Regions from separate parts of the Homo sapiens genome. Here region 1 is linked to region 2. A link is a loop called in an ENCODE intact Hi-C map of the cell type or tissue named here. Cell type or tissue: B cell. All regions are shown on one strand. Each heading gives the region's core, and the rest is flanking DNA. Links, peaks and the distances in the headings are about the cores only.

Region 1 (2,924 bases), core at 146-2,645, 720 kb after region 2:
AATCTCTTAGTCCTGGAAAGTTGGGGATAGGGCCATTAAATAAGACAAATAATTTTTTTTCTACACACATGCATTTATTGAGAGTCTAATATGATAAGTGTGTGTTGCTTCTTTTTAACTAGGAGAATCCATATTTCCTGGGTTACCATTAATAGGTCAGTCTCTACTAAGGTCTCCAAACCATGAAAGACCATCACATGTCATTTTGTTTACAGGGATAACTGGGTTCTTCCTTCTTCTCTTTCCCAAGCTTATATTATAGAATTTCACTTCTTTTTTAAAAAATCCACTCTGACAGGGTAAGGAAAGGGAAAGGAAAAACCTCAGGAAAAGCCATTTTTCTTCTAGTTGTTAATTCTCATCAAGAGTCTGATGGAGAAAGTTGTTGAGGTATATAACATACAATGTGAGCTCTCTCAGTTATGTCAAAGAGTCATAATAAGTCATGCTGTCTATGTCATGCCCCCACCCATCTGCTTCTCAGGGTGAACATACCCTATTTCTGTGCAGCAGACTGGAGAAATTTCAATGATAGCGTATCACTTTCCAGATAGAACACTTCTAATTCTTTCCGTCCTTGGAATGTAATATATGCAATTCAACTTATATTCCCACAAGCAGTGCCAACTGCTGCCCTCAGAGTAACTTTTGGAAAACTATTAGATGCACAGTCACCACCTCATGTGGCCACCCCAGTGATCTAGAAAGGCTAAGAATTCCTTCCCTGAATTTTGTATCTTTTCTTCATTATGTCTGGGTTTGTTTGTTGGTTTTGAGGCAGGGTCTTGCTCTGTTGCCCAGGCTACAGTGCAGTGGTGTGATAATGGCTCATTGTAGCTTTGAACTCAAGTGATTCTCCTATTCAGCCTTCCAAATAACTGGGACTACATCATGCACTACCATACCCAACTATTTTATTTATTTATTTATTTATCTATCTATCTTTTGTAAAGATCGGGTCTCACTATGTAGACCAGACTGGTTTCTAACTCCTGGCCTCAAGAGATCCTCCCACTGTGGCCTTCCAAAATGCTGGGATTATAGGTGCGAGCCACCAGGCCTGGCCATGTCTGGTATTTTGTTTCATGTGTATGAGTCCATCACCAATTAAACCAGGAAACATTTTTCTTTCTTCCTTCCTTCCTTTTTGTTTCTCTTTCTTTCCTTCCTTCCTTCCTTCCTTCCTTCCTTTCTTTCTTTCTCTCTTTCTCTTTCTTTCTCTCTTTCTCTTTCTTTTTCTTTCTTTCTTTCCCTCTTTTTCTCTCTTTCTTTTTCTTTCTCTCTTTCTTTCTTTCCCTCTTTTTCTTTCTTTCTCTCTTTCTTTCTTTTTCTTTCTTTCTCTCTTTCTTTCTTTCCTCCCTCCCTCAGGCCCACCCTTCCTCCCTTTCTCTCTCTCTTTCTTTCTCTCTTTCTTGACAGGGTTTCCCTACGTTGCCCAGGCTGGTCTTGAACTCCTGGGCTCAAGGGATTCTCCTGCCTTGGCCTCCCAAAGTGCTAGGATTACAGGCATGAGCCACTGCACCTGGCCAAGATTCCTATTTTCTAACTTCTTGGGTTCAGATCGTATGAGTGTCACACTGTCGATATGCTACTAGAAAAGATGGGGACCATTTCGAGTGCAGTAGGGATCTCTTGTTATATTTATGCTGCTCAATAGGCTGTTTATTCATTCACTATATGTGGTAAATTAATGTTTATTAAATTGAATTAAATAACACATAATTTATATACTAGTTGTTCTTTATTGCAAAAGAAAGCATCAATTGTCAGATGGTGCTAAAGACTGCTCTCTGTGACAAATATAAATTCGTGATTGTTGATATAAGTGACCAAAATAATCTATGCCTCAAAATCACCTGGGCCCTGTACAGTCAAATTCAATATTACTTTCATTCATAATTAAGTTTTTATTCAGGATATATGGTGAAATGATTGCATTAACAGCCCCACTTCCTCACCCTTCCATCCTTTTGCCATGTACCTTTGCAGTGTCCTCTCTGACTGTAGCCTCAGGCATGTAGCCTGCTTTGTCCAATAGGATGTTAGCAGACTTGGCTTAAGCAGAAGCCTAAAAAAGCCTTGTAAATTTTTGCTGTTTCTGTCACATCTCAGCCAAAACCATGAAAACACATCTGTCCAGGCAAACCTGCTAGAAGATGAGAGGCATGTGGCCCAGTCACTTATGTCATACCAGGCAAATATTAGGCACATGAATGAGACCAACTGATACAAGAAGAATCACCCAGCAGAGCAAAGCCTAAAGCCCTGACCTGCGGACTCTTGAGCTGTTATTGTCTTAAGCTACTGAGTTCTGTGGCAGTATGTCAAGAAGCATTATTGAGGCAATAGATACCTGATAGATGATGCATGCTAAGTTCTGGAATAGCATAGAAGTTCTGTTGGACAACAGTGAACTGTAGACAAAGACAAACTACAATTTAGAATATAGGATAGATGGGAGTCAGAGAAAACAAAGGTGAGAAAGTGCCTCATATTGAGGATAAGTTGATATTTGAAGAAAGAAAATTTAAAAGGATGTAAAGTCAGACAACAAGGCCAGAATAAATATAAACATACTTAGCTAATATGTATGAAAGGAAGAAAGTCCTGATGTTGGAGGATGGCTACCACATAAGATCTGCTGTCATCACACATTTAAATATAGTGGGGGTGATTGCTTTAAACATTAAGGAATTGCAAATGTGACTATTTCTACAACTGGGTATGTTTTCTTAGCTGTAGGTGGAGGGTAGGCTGGAAAAGTTTTTTTTGTTTTTGAGACACAGTCTCACTGTGTCACCCAGACTGGAGAGCAGTGGCCTGATCTTGGGTCACTGCAACCTCTGTCTCCCAGGTTCAAGTGATTCTCCTGCCTCAGCCTTCTGAATAGTTGGAACTACAGGTGCCACCACCTTGCCTGGCTA
Region 2 (2,924 bases), core at 96-2,595:
TTTCTGGTCTTGATGGATCTGGTTTCATTTTGCTTTTGAGTTTTTTACGCTAGGTTATATTCTCACTTTGTAGTTACTAATTGGTCAACTGCATTTTTTTCAAACCTTTGCCATCAAATACTGTTTTGGGCTCCATAAAAAGTGGTTTTTAAAATGTGAATAGGAAAGGTTATACTCCTTTCTTTTGGATTGTACATTCTAAGAAAAAGATTGCATTATGGCCATTGTGTTATTTAAATATAAACCTTTCAGAAGAACTAAGAATGAATACAAAGGAAAAAATCTTTTCTTTTGAAATATAGAGAAATAATAATTTTGATTTTGCTGTTTGGTAATCACCCCAAAATTGTTTTTGTATTTGACACTGTGTGGTTGTAGGAATCTCTCCTCTCAGATTCTCCTGCAAGTCTGTATTGGCAGTTTTTAGGAAGTTCTTGACACTTTTTAAAATCATTGCAAAGGGAGTTGAATTTTTTTTTTTTTTTTTTTTTAAATGAGTAGGAAGAGATGGTATCACAAACACAAAGCACAGGTTACTGTCTTTAAAAATTTTGCGTTCTTCTATTCTCCAATGGAAGTGGGAACAAAGAGAAAACCCCTGTGTGTCCTAGCACAATATGGGCATTTGTGTGGATTTAATAAATGGGCATTTGGATTGTTGGGAAAATGTGATCAATCAGCAGGCTATAGAAACACAGTTTGATACGATGGTGAAAACTTGTCTACAATGATGTTTTTTCAGAAATGTTGGTGTGATTAGAACAAGTCAGCAATGATGATGACAAAATATTTACATAATGTTATAGATGTGGCTTGCTAATGGAAATACCTATCTGAGGCTGTTTAGGAATACACAAATTGAGAACCGTTTAGTTCAGTTTGCTTTAAAACAGTGGTTTTCTGAACCCTTTTTATGTTCGTGATCCTATGATTAGTAACATCTTACCATTTTAGAATCACTGCTTTAAAAGTAGTATACGTACTCATAAAATAATTATTTAATTTAGGGGGAAGGAAGGGTAGAAAAGCCGTTGAACTGAAAAAAGTATTGTTCTATTAGTTTTATTTCTAAAGGTATTAGTTTTTTGGCATAAAACTGATATTTGTGTTAATGTTTGGAATATGAATACATTTTAGCATTGATGTTGGAATACGCATACATTAATGGAAGCCTGGATCACTAGAAGTATAATTTTAGATTTTTCATTTTTCTTAGGAATTTCAGGTAAATCATGATAATGTAAAAATAACAAAGTACAAAGCAAGGAAAAAAAGCTTTTGTGCAGCTTGTGATCCTTGAAATGTTCTCATGCCTCACTACTACTCTCTAGTGGCTGAATCCTAAATGTCTTTTTACTTAAGGCTGATTTTGTAACTAGTAATTATTATATTTTGTGGCAATATTGTGATTCGTGGCAGAAATGTGATTTTTAAAGCATGTTTTGGAGAAAAGTTACAAAAAGCAGTTTCATTTGTATTGAATACTGTATGGATTTAGAATCTTGAATTTGCATGTCTTTTTAAAAAAAGAAGAGGAAGAAGCTGTGATAAGATTTGAACCTCGAATTGTGGCTAAAAGCTAAGGCCAAAACCAGTTTAGAAAAACTGCTTAAGCCTTGAAAAAATTATAATAGCAATTTAAAATATTTACATATTTTAAATCATGAATAGAGCTCATTTAAAAAGTCTTAAGTAATATGGTTAAATGTTTAATGTTCAGCCATCTAGACCCTTTCTGTGTGTATAAAAACATGCATAACTATTGACATAAATGATGTAATATTACTGTACATGCTATTCTGTGACACGTTTTTCATTCAATGTCATTGGTATTATGCCATTTTAATCTGTTTACCTGTTCTGTATTCATCTATGATTGAAAGCAAACATTTTGGTAAACATACAAGGATGTTTACCAAAGAATATTTGAAATTGCAAAAAAAAATTAGAAAAAATTTTACAGGCTAGAATTGGTTAAGTAATCAATATCTGCTGTATTATTGTTTCATAGTAACTGTGACTCAGTTTAACAAAGTCACGTCCTTATTGAGTCTTCTAGAATAATTCTTCAGTAAACATCCCTGTTTACATAAACACACATACACTTCAATCTAAAAGCATCTGAAACACTTGTATAATTTTATGTACCATAAAACAGGAAATTCTTGTGTTTTAAAAAAATTAACTAAAAACTGTATTTAGGAAATTTATGACAAATTAATGAGAAATATTAAGTAAAACTTTTTTTCCAAGAAGAATATTTTTAAACTGTTGGTTTGGACTTTTTTCTTCCTTAGCTAATATTGTATTGAGTTGTACCTGTATGGTGATATTAATGATTTGTGTGGTTCTGAAGATGAAGTTAGTAAAATATTTTAGTAATGTCTAGAAAGGACCTTTGGTTGAGAAATTTAAAAGCTAGTATCAGAGTTTTCTCAGTACCATATCTTTTCTGATTCTGAATTGACAGCCTTTCTTTTTATCTGCCTGGTGTAAATTTTTCTCTCATACAATGAAGGTCTTATTACATAAGACTTTAATTAAATTTTATTTGGAAAGAATTTGATTATAACTTTTTACATTATTAAGAATAATTCTACATGTATATTAAAAGGAATCTTTCTGCTCATCGTAGAATGTCCTTAGTACCCAAATACCAACATAGAAGGGCTTGCGAGATTCAAGTATTAAAGGCAAAACAGCGTTTGTTCTGGGTTATGCCAGTAATGTTATCACAGTCAACATTGTTTGTAAGGAATTTTGTTTGTATATATATAAACATTCTGAGTTTGTTTGTATATGGGTATCTTGTTTTGCCCAGATTTATTTGCCAATAGTATACACACACACACACACACACACAACCCAGTCTCAGAATGTATTTTTTTTAAAAAAACCATTTGTTCTTTGTGCTTCAAGAACAT

The links. Peaks named below come from ENCODE experiments on the same cell type or tissue, not always from the same donor. Only the 100,000 strongest peaks of a DNase experiment are listed, where the experiment ranks them.
Region 1: it touches region 2 in a loop (2.5-fold over the local background); 5 of 110 quality-filtered maps call a loop at or near these places.

The regions. Positions count from the first base shown.
Region 1 is chr3:143,763,811-143,766,734 of GRCh38, forward strand. The region is part of intron 4 of SLC9A9 (solute carrier family 9 member A9); the gene reads right to left. Among named protein-coding and RNA genes, the nearest start is that of SLC9A9, 83 kb to the right of the region's middle. In B cell, for the core only: a CTCF peak has its summit at 1,279; no DNase peak of the experiment used is centred there.
Region 2 is chr3:143,039,130-143,042,053 of GRCh38, forward strand. The region is part of intron 23 of U2SURP (U2 snRNP associated SURP domain containing); the gene reads left to right. Among named protein-coding and RNA genes, the nearest start is that of U2SURP, 39 kb to the left of the region's middle. In B cell, for the core only: CTCF peaks have their summits at 1,353 (motif pointing left) and 1,552; no DNase peak of the experiment used is centred there.